Linked DNA regions of Mus musculus: region 1 is linked to region 2. The links are chromatin loops, found by intact Hi-C in ENCODE. Cell type or tissue: heart. All regions are shown on one strand. Each heading gives the region's core, and the rest is flanking DNA. Links, peaks and the distances in the headings are about the cores only. Region 1 overlaps Clec16a (C-type lectin domain family 16, member A). Region 2 overlaps Clec16a (C-type lectin domain family 16, member A).

Region 1 (5,374 bases), core at 93-5,092, 50 kb before region 2:
TACATTACAAAATCCTTCTGTCATGATTCCGCAGGCGAGGCTTCAGCTACGTGAGAAACAAGAAGGGCGAACAACTCTGATGCACATCACGGAGGCACACACAGCATGGAACTGCGGAGCCAGAAATGAAGCACACAGGGAGCTTATTCTGCCTTTGTTCCTTGAGAGAATGCTCCTCCTCACAGTGGGCTGGACATCCCTTGGCAGCCATAATGGAGGGACTGTGGGCCTGAGCTGAAGGCACTAATAATTTCATTTATTTATTTGTTCGGTCTTCATGCATGCATTCATTCATTTGTATCTTCTGTGGGACAGGGTCTCACATAGCCAGGCTGGTATTGAACTTACTATATAGTAGACGATGACCTTAAATTTGTAAGTCTTTTGCTTTTCCCTCCCAAGTGCTGGCATTATAGACATGTGTCATTATAACTGGTTTGATATAGTGTTGGAGATCAAATGTAGGGCTTTGTACATACTAGGCAACTCTACTGGCTAGTTTTGTGTCAACTTGGCACAGCTGGGGTTATCACAGAGAAAGAAGCTTCAGTTGGGAAAGTGCCTCCATGAGATCCAACTGTAAGGCATTTTCTCAACTAGTGATCAAGGGTTTCAGGCCCCTTGTGGGTGGGACCATCTCTGGGCTGGTAATCTTGGTTCTATAAGAGAGCAAACTGAGCAAGCCAGGGGAAGCAAGCCAGTAAAGAACATCCCTCCGTGGCCTCTGCATCAGCTCCTGCTTCCTGACCTGCTTGAGTTCCAGTCCTGACTTCCTTGGTGATGAACAGCAGTATGGAAGTATAAGCTGAATAAACCCTTTCCTCCCTAATTTGATTCTTGGTCACGATGTTTGTGCAGTAATAGAAACCCTGACTGAGACAGCAACCATTCTACCAACTGAGCCACAGCTCTAGCCTGAGAGTCTTAAAGGAGCGGTTAGGACTCCCCTGCCTCACCCTGCCTCAGGACAATGCCTTGACTTCCATTTCATGACTTGAAGAAACAACCTTATTTCAGGGCTTTTACTAAGAAAGCCTGGGTGATGCAAACTCTACCATCCCTGTGAGGTATGAATGACTCCTGGATTTAGTGTTGGGTGCTGGCTGCTGGCGGCTCACCAAGAGATGATAAGGAAACAAAGAGAATGGTGAGAAAAATTATGTGTGAGGTCCTGGGCTTCATCCTCAGAGCTGAAACAAACAAATCTGAGTAGGAAGCTCTGCAAACTTGTTCTCTGTGTGACTAAAAATTTCCCCTGTACAATGATCTAAGACCTGTTTGCATACCTAAGATGGCAGAGGGCAGTCAGAATGCTTTGTGACTATACCCTTGTACCCTTGCGGGCTAACTCGTGAAGAGGAGGTGCCAGCTGCCCCCTGCCTGCGCCTGTTTCTTGTCTGTTACAGAGGCCCCTTCTCTTCCACGCAGCAGCTGAGGATTGTCTCCCTTCCAAACACCTGGGAAGCAGGGAAAGTCCCATTCTTTCAAGTCTTGGGATGTTTCTGGGTCAATGTGAACTGGTGACAGCCCTGCGGTGGGGAGTCCTTGCTCTTGAGGTCACTCACCGGCTATCCTCTGCATCTTCATGCGCCTGGCCTGGATGCGGCCCTTGGCCAGGCGCTGCTTGGCAATAATGCAGCGGATATGATCCGAGAACACGAAGGTGGCCTGCAGGATAGGGAAGGGCTTAGAGTGCGGGCTGGAGGCAGGCTTGTGAATGGTGATGTTCAGGGCACGGCTGTCATCCTCCACTCCTGTCACCTGCATGTCCTGCAGAGCGAGAAGGCAAAGGCAAAATGTTCATCAGGCCCAGGGTTGATAGGGGTGTCAGTGGCTCATATAGAAAGACACCAGCACTTTGCATCTGCTTTTGTTCTGAAGGAGGCTACATCTCAAAGATTTAAGGGTGATGCAGATCAGTCCCGGCCTGACAGGTGAGGAATCAGCTGCTGGATGTATGGCTAATTCTCCTTTCCATGAGGACTTGAGATGCCTGACCACAAGAGGTACACCAGCCTCTTCAAGGGCCACCACTGTCACAACAGGCAAATTCCAACAATTCTTCCTTCTGGAAAACCAGAGGCCACAACTCCAAAGCCTTTTTTTGTCACCTGGTTAAACACTACCTCCTTGTTTCTCTTCAAAATGAGGCATTGTTCCTGTCCTTTGGTACATCTTTGAGGACAGTCCCTGAGGAAGGGCCACTAGAATTGTTTGGCAGAGACTTCAGGCAAGCTGCATGTGAAAGGGATAAAGACATTGACGAGGAATGAGTGTGTAAGGACTGGTTCCCATAAAGCCTCAGGATGGGTTCTGTGTCAAGTCTGTGCCCACAAAGGTTCAAGGGCACATGAGATAAAAGCGTACCAGACAGAAGATAGACTCAAAGGTCAGATATGCTAGAGGAGGTGGGAGCCACTGAAGAAGGTTCAGAAGGAAGGGGCTGCTGTGCTTGGAGGCCACACACTTGGCTCTCCCTTTGGAAAGAATGGCTGCATCACAGGGCAGCAGCAGATAAGATGAGCTATTATGAGTTTAAAGCAAGGATCTGGTGCGTAGTAACAGTCTGATAAATAGTAGCTACTGGAAGAGAACCAAAAGAGGATGGGGGGTGGGGGGGGAGTGTGGCTTTCATTGTCTGACACATTAAGCGTCTGAGAGAGAAAAACACTTTCCTGATGTTGTGTTCTAAGGAAATTGGTGTACCTTGATAAGAAGATGCACAGGCCATCTACCGGGCAGTGTTCCACACGGGAGTCACTTTGGGGTAAAAAAGATTCTCCTACACCCTCACTGAGAGTAAGAGGGTCTGGAAAGGGAGGAGTGTGGGAAGGAGAGGAGACAGGAGCAGTGGCTTCATGTACAGGCGCTCCCCATGGAGAGCAGGCAACAATGGGCTGCCCACCGCTGTGGTTAGGAGTCAACTCAGCCTGCGCAAGGTCTTCTGGGAATCAGAGCAGTGCAGCAGGAAATGGACCTCCTTGAAGTGAGGGGAGGGGAGCCCCAGGCTGGGACAGGACACAGTAGAGAGAGGAAGTGGGATCTGTGTTTCATTCCCTCTGCAGCTAGTCACTACTCAGCCATCATACTTATCAACCTGTAAGACAGAGCCCCAGCAGACACGAGGTGCTGTAGAGCCTGGTCAGGGAGGGTGTGCTCAGGAACTCCTGTGATAACAACAGTGCTAGAGGAAGTTGGCAGAAGCTATGAACTCTTAAAATAGCTGATTCCAACTTCTTGGGTATCTGCCTAGGGAAATCCTGCCCGGGGCATGAGGAAGTGGAACACCAGGTTTACATGCTTGAAAAGCTGGGATTATCAAGAGCGCTCTGGCCAAGCATGCCCTGCCACACAGCAGTTAAGAGAACCCCAGCAGGCATGCATCTGCTAAAATGGCTAGACACTCCAAGAGAGGCTAGGAGATAGGCCAAGTCTACGATATGGCATAAGAATCTAACATACCCTCAAACTCATGTACAATTAACCCTTGGCACTCCCTACCAAACTGGGGACCAAAATCTGTAGATGCTCAAGGCCCTTACTTTAAATGGTACAGTATCTGCATATAACCTACTATATCTTCCTGTAGACTCTAAATTCACTCTAGATGATGCATAAGACTTGATACCATATATGTGCTATGTAAATACCTGTTTAGGGACTAAAGAGTCAAAAGAAAGTCTGTACATGTTTATAGCAGACATATTTCTTGGTGAAGTTTGTTTGTTTTTGCGACAGTATCACTACGTAACCTTGGCTGGCCTGGGATTTGGTTTGTAGACCATATTTGCCTTAGACTTACAGGGATCTGCTCATTTCTGCCTCCCAAGTACTAGGATTAAAGATGTACATCACCATACCTGGTCTGTCTTGTTTTTTGAGACAGGGTCTCATGTAGCTCTGGCTAGCCTCTGACTCCTTAGGTAGCCAAGGCTGCCCTTAAATGTCTGATCATCTTGCCTCCACCTCCTTATAGGCATGTATGATTATACCCATTTGTATGTGCTGCTGGGAATGGAATCAAGGGCCTCATGCATGCTGGGTGAGCACTCCATATCAACTAAGGTTCACCCCCAGCACACTGTCCTCATTCCCAACACCCTTTTATCTTGAGACCAGGTCTTGCTCCATGAACCTACCTGACTGGTCTGGAACCTATTAAATAGACTGGTCTGTTTTTGAATTTGTGGATGCCATCCTGATTCTACTGCCTGAATGCTGAGATCATGTACAACCATGTGGTCCTTCCCCACTGAGTTTAACTGACAGTTCCATGGATACACAATTAAAAAGCTCTTGGCAGTGAAGCAGATCTGGAAGGACCAGCTTGGCAATGGGTTTTCTCCGAAGGGAAGGAGAGGTGTTAAGATTAAGGTTTTGGTAAAAGGGACTTGGCTGTTCTCTGTGCAATACTCCGGTTTTGTGTGCATACTTCTTGTGCCATTACAAGTGAGTATAAAACTGACATTTTTACCATGCATGTGTGCAGAGTGAGAAAACAGAGTGGGGTTCTTAGACTCTCACCTGTAGAAGGCCAGCAAACTTGACCACTCCCCAGCCAAGTCTGGATACGTCAGGCTCCACCAGGCTCATCTGGTAAATGTCCACAGCCAGGAACCGCTGGACCATACCACCATCCTTGGTGATGACTGTGCATGCAATCAAGTCACTGTTATCTGGGAGGAGAGAGTGGAGAGTGGAATAAGGCCTAGCTCAGATGTCCAGCTTTCTTCACATATAGAACTGGGCTTGGATGCCTCTTCAGCCACTTCTGCTAGGAGAGTCCCTTCATCTCGTTAAGCCTCACATTCAGTGTGTTCTCAAAGCAATCCTGATGGCTTTGAGACTGATACAAAGCACACAAACCATTAGGTATTGTATACACACTAAAGTGTGAAAATAGCTAACAACTGAGTTCAGGGGTAGAAGCACCTGGAATGCATGAGGCTGGTGTTCTATCCCCAGCCCCAGAGCCACTACCATCACCCAGCAGCCAATCCCAGGAACATTTTAGTGTTTCTTTTAGACCAAAGGTAGTTTACAGATATGATGGTTTTTGATCATGTGAAGTCAGGAAAACAAGATCCCCTGTTCCCTACAACAGCACCACAAGTCCTCAATTCAGTGTCTGGCAACTTAGAACCCAGAACTGAACGAGGTGGAGTGTGACCATCTGCCAGGCCCTTGAGCCCTCTGAGCCATGGCTCTCTATCTGTAGAATGAGAGGAAGATCCCTCATCTCAGGATAATTGGTACAGAAAACAGCAGCTGCTAGGAAGGTACTCGTGTGAAGCAGTACACGTAGGGCTCCTGAGCATATCCCAGGTCCCTTCTCCTGCTTGACATTTATACCCAGACCTGTCCCCAATGACTC
Region 2 (5,374 bases), core at 262-5,261:
AGAAACAGAGGAGTAGTTCTATTAAAACAAAACAAAACAAACAAACAAACAAAAAAAATCATGAGTTCCTATCTAGTAAGCACCTACTATGTGCTGGGGTTCAGGGATTCTATACTGTAAATTTAAGACTACAGGAGCAAGAATGCTGAGAGGTGCTGATAGGACAGAGTGAGCTTGGCCCATACAGCTGCTAAGGCGCTGAGCCAAGCCTCTGTAATATCAGGCACACATTGACACAGCCTCGTATACCAGGAAATGCAATCCCTGTGCCAGTCCAAAGAAGACAGCAATAAGATGTGAAGTGGGGAGCAGGTGTCACAGGATTATATGACAGCCAGAGCTCTTAAGTAAGCAGTTACAACTTCAGGGATGAGGAGAAGGAAAGAAAAGAACCGACTGCATGCATGTCCCAGTCTGCTCATGTTGTTAAGTCCATTGCTTTCAGGGTTCTGATGGCAAAGACCCCCAGCGGGGGCACAGCTGGGATGAGAAAACAGAAACACACGCTGCTTTCTGCAGCCTATCCCTTGGAAGACTGAGGCTTTCCAAGGAATCTATGAATTCAGAATTTGGCTCTTAATGTAGGCCTTTTGGTAAAACATCTGCTTTTACTCTGCAAATGTTGAATGGAAGATATTTCCAGGAATACAAATAAAAATAGTAATTTAAACTATAAAATAGACTATAAAACATATATAATACCATTTAAAAATACCAACTCTCAAGGGAAAGCCACATACAAAAGAAGCCCATGTCTAAGAACAGAAAGAGGTGAGTCCCACAGGGCAGCCGGAGGGGCTGGCATGCATGCTGTCTCACCCCATGGCAACTTCATGCCACCACCTAGAGATACTAACAGCTCCCTCTCACCACTCATGGCCATTGAGCACTGTGTAGGGCTTCCCCTCACCCCCATTCTTTCCAGGGAATCTCTATGTAGCCTGTAGCCTTGGCTGTCCTGGAACTCACTCAGTAGATCAGGCTGGCCTAAAACTCATAGAGATTCGACTGCTTCTGCACACCCCCATGCCCCACTGAGTGCTGGGAATAAAGGTGTGCATCACTGTGCCCAGCTGCCTGCCAGCTGGACCTCTTAATTACCCTATGTGGTTCCCATCTGACAAGCAGAGAGATGGAAGCCCAGACTCCAAAGACTGTTCTTCTGATCACAGTCCTTGGCCTCCAAAGAGTCAGGGCTTGGGACCCATGGTTTTATCAAGCACTCTTCTTTTCTTTGCTAAATCAAGATACAAAGTTTTCTTTTTTTTTTTTTTTTATATTCTTTTTCTTTTTTTTTTTTTTTTTTTTTTTTTGGTTTTTTGAGACAGGGTTTCTCTGTGTAGCCCTGGCTGTCCTGGAACTCACTTTGTAGACCAGGCTGGCCTCGAACTCAGAAATCCGCCTGCCTCTGCCTCCCGAGTGCTGGGATTAAAGGCGTGCGCCACCACGCCCGGCTCAAGATACAAAGTTTTAATGTCATAGCCAAAAGTAATAAGAAATGATGACTGTTTCAAATCTTGGAACCCAGGAGACCAAATTTCAAAAGGGAAGACAGTTGACCGAGGTCTAATATGAAGAAACTTCCATTTCTTAGCTTCTCCGAGTCTGGAAGCCATCCCCAGTCACATTCAGCATGTAGAAACCCAGCTCATACAGCGGCTTTGGAAGAGAAGGTCTGGAGGCTGATGAATCTCAGCTCCACCTGGCTGAGTGAGAGCAGGAGTTCCTAGTATCTGCTCAGCTCTGGGGAGGAGTACATGGTGAGTGAGGGTTTTTCATGGCACAGGTGGCCCTGGACCAAGTGCTCAGGTCACTTCTGTCAGCTTCCTTGCCATATTTGCAAGCTGTTGTATTTAGGTGACAGTCATTCAGGTTAGAAGCCCACAAGGCTATGGAAACAGCTGTGAAAGTAAGTCATCCTGAAAACAGGGTTGAAGCAGCTGGATGTGGGCCTGGCCCAGAGAGAAAGCTAGGTGGTGACGTTAGAGATGAAAAAAAAATCCATACCCTTTGAACCAGAAATCCTGCTTCTGAGAACATGTCCTAAAGAAATGATTCAAGAGAAAGAAAACACTGTGTTCATGAAGTAGCTCTCATGGCTCAGCTGAAAAGAGTGAATTACATGGAGGTGCCCTAAACTCTGACCAATGGGAAAACCCATGGGAGCTGTGGCAGAGAACTCCTGACAACCTTTATGCAGCCCTAAAAAATCACTTAGAAAACCATCAGACAGGCGTGGTGGCACAGGCTATGTTCTCCGCCCTTGAGCTGTAGTGGAAGGAGGATCAGGAATTCAAAGTTAACCGTGGCTGTATAGTGAGTTTAAGACTAGCCTGGGTTACATGAGACCTTGTCTCCAAAAGAAAGAAAGAAAGAAAGAAAGAAAGAAAGAAAGAAAGAAAGAAAGAAAGAAAGAAAGAAAGAAAGAGAGAGAGAGAAAGAGAGGAAAGCCCCTCCCCTGTAGGCTGGGGTGATGTCACTGGTAGCATGTAAGAACTGGGAAGCTTGTCCAGAGCTGCGAAAACCACGCTTACAACAGGAAACCTCATAATACAATGAACAAAGGAAGATGCAGGTGACACCATGGCAAAAATTCCTGTGCCATCATAAGGGGCTGAGTTTGTAGACAAAGATGGGAGGAGAAGCAAATGTCTCTAAGTGTTGAAATATGGAAGAAAAATGTCCTTCCTTTAAAAATGCTGAGCTCTGACTGAGTTTTCTTTAATGTGTAACACACAGCCACCCCATTTCCTCAAGGTCAATAGTGACAAACATAAAAACCTGCTGTGCCCACAGGGAACATGGGATCAGAATGTGGGGACACAAATCTGTAATTCCAGATATCTGGGAGGCTGAGGTAGAAGCCAATCTGGGCTACTTAGTAAGACACTGTCTCAATCAAAACTGAGAGGAGGGTGAGCATGTGCTGGCATGTGCATGCTCTGGCCTCATCCCTAGTACCAAACACAACACCCTAGCACAGGGACCCTTGGGCAGTGGCTTCCCAGATAGCTGATACTTCAGTTCAGACTTTACCATTTGCCCGCGCCCCCTGCTGGCTCTCCTCTGCACTAAGCTTAGCGAGTCCTTGAGTGGAACCTCTCGCTCATCTTAAGACACTGGTGCATTGCACTCCTTTCCCACCAACACACTTTCAGTGTTTACTGTCGGCCAGAAACTTCACAGCCATCCTGCCAGCTACTGTGGGCAAAAGCTGAGGGGGCACAGGAGGAACTTTAGGCTCAGGGACTTAAACAATGCTTCCAAGATCACACAGCTATAACCTCTGTAGGCCTGACTAAGGAACTCATGTTCTTTCTCAGCCACTCCTTCCAACTGCCCCTACCTGAGTGGGGATAACTCAAATTCAAGTTCTGCTTGGAACCCCAAACTGTGATGACTTTGATTTCAACATGGATGTCCCTTATGGGCTGGCAGGAGTCAGGGGCACTTTTGGTATTTTGATCTTACACTTAAAAAAAGTATTTGTGTTGTGTGCACACATGGAGGTCAGAGGACAACTTGCAGGAGTCTGTGGTTTGCTCAGGGGGCTGGGAATGTGTGTTGCTTGAAGATACAAAGTCTCCACTTCCTCTGTAGCCCCTGAGCACATGGTTAAAAGTGCCAGCAGGGCGGAGGAGGTCACAGAGGTTCTTGTCTGAGGCACACACAACTTTATGTCACTTGCTTTCTGAAATCCTAAAGTGAGACCCCCAAGCCACAAGCAGACCAAGGACGATGTAGTGAGCCTGGGAGCGATCATGAGTGCCTCTAAATTATCCACTCCCAGTCATGTCTCCAGGGAATGATTTTCCAGGAAAAGGCAGTGCTGCTTTCTAAGAAAGAAACCGAGATCTTACGCAGGAGATAAAATACTGTGAAGAGCCTGAGCGAGGCTGCTTCCTAGAGCGGCCGCCTCAGAACAAAGTGCTGATAAGGGGATCACCTCTGCTGTTCTAAGAACAGGGCTCTGTACGCACGCTCTCCTGCGCAGCCAGCACCATCCTCTCACTATCGGACAGCTTGCCAGTGTGCCTAGGGCTCACATCCACCTCCCACACTGGCTGTTCTAGGCTCTGGGTTCCCTTGCTTCAAAGAAGATTGGCTTGGCCTCCATCCAGGGTTTTGGCTGCACTCTGCCCTGGCGCAGGTAGTCTGACAGCAGCCCACAGAGGTGCCAGTTGCCACAGAATCTCAATCTCCAATTTCCAAGGGCACCAGGCTTTGGAAAGAAAGCCATGTATGGTAGTAGGTGCATGCGTGAGGCTATTCTTTCCAGGTGACTAGACACCTATTGGTGGTAGGCTTCAACTGATCTAAAGACCCTTTCCCTATGGCCTAGGAGAGGCCAGAAAGCACTTACTCACCCGCCTCGTCTTCTCCACATCACCACATGGCAGCCGCTTCACAAAGTCAATGCCAGTCAGTGGAGTGCCCGTTGGGGGCAGGAGGATGGAAGCATCCATCATGAGATACTCCACATTCATGGGCTTTATCTAGGAGAGACAGCACAGGAAGCCTCAGCAAAGGCCCTCCTGTACTTGGGCCACAAATGAGCCAGCTCTGGGTTAGACGGGGCCTATATTTCTCGTGTGCCAGATGAGTGGCAGGCTCTTTTCATTCTCCAAGTTGTGTGTGTGTACTTTTCCCTTCATTTAAGTCAGAGGGCCCCATGACCGCCTAGTGCTGACTGGCTGCCTTCCTTTGTGGGACATGTTTAACACTGTTTTCCAGAGGCCTGAGTCCCTTTTTCAAAATCCCTGTATCCCAGAGCAGGGTGGCAGAGCCATGTTCCCACTCCAGGCTGTTCTTGGCACTGGTTTCACAGCAGGGCCTTCTTACAATACAGATTGGTTCCATTGCTCCTACAGTGCCAGGACCTCCTCCATGGGATTCCTCCCATTCTCTCCATGGGGGTGGGGATAACAGTGAGTCTCAGGGTCTGTCATCCCTTTGGTAATAAACCTGAGTCACTAAAGAATGTGTGAGCAGCTTGAGTGGCACTCACTCACGCTAGCTCAGAAGCCAGTGTTCTAGGGGCAGCTGAGGACTGACTGTAGTTGCAGGTGTGTTGCCTTAGTGTTTCTGGAGAATGGCAAGCATTGTCCAGCAGAACGCATAAACACTGGAGTAAAAGAAGCAAACCCCAGGAAGCTTCCTGTAGGGTGGGATGAGGGAACACACTTCCTGTGGGGTGGGATGAGGGGAGGGGACACACTTCCTGTGGGGTGGGATGAGGGAGAGGACACACTTTTGGCTTATGGGTCCTGTGTGAGGCCAGCTGCTGGGTATTTCAACTCAGAGGTCTCCACTGCAGAGATGACAAACAGCCAGACTCAGATTAAAAGTAACCCGCCCAAGGGCACACAGTTAG

The links. Hi-C counts contacts between places; a loop is a spot of excess contacts. Peaks named below come from ENCODE experiments on the same cell type or tissue, not always from the same donor. Only the 100,000 strongest peaks of a DNase experiment are listed, where the experiment ranks them.
Region 1: a loop joins it to region 2, with 3 times the contacts of the local background. A loop is called at or near these places in 1 of 42 quality-filtered maps.

What each region holds. Positions count from the first base shown.
Region 1 is chr16:10,687,782-10,693,155 of GRCm38, reverse strand. It overlaps Clec16a (C-type lectin domain family 16, member A), which reads right to left. Exons shown (of 23, transcript NM_001204229.1): 19 at 4,525-4,676; 20 at 1,566-1,770. Among named protein-coding and RNA genes, the nearest start is that of Gm15558, 6.9 kb to the right of the region's middle. In heart, for the core only: no CTCF peak of the experiment used is centred there; DNase peaks (open chromatin) are centred at 2,465 and 3,095; H3K27ac peaks cover 2,083 bases.
Region 2 is chr16:10,637,909-10,643,282 of GRCm38, reverse strand. It overlaps Clec16a (C-type lectin domain family 16, member A), which reads right to left. Exons shown (of 23, transcript NM_001204229.1): 17 at 4,368-4,496. Among named protein-coding and RNA genes, the nearest start is that of Gm52264, 18 kb to the left of the region's middle. In heart, for the core only: a CTCF peak has its summit at 3,060 (motif pointing left); a DNase peak (open chromatin) is centred at 3,062; H3K27ac peaks cover 1,251 bases.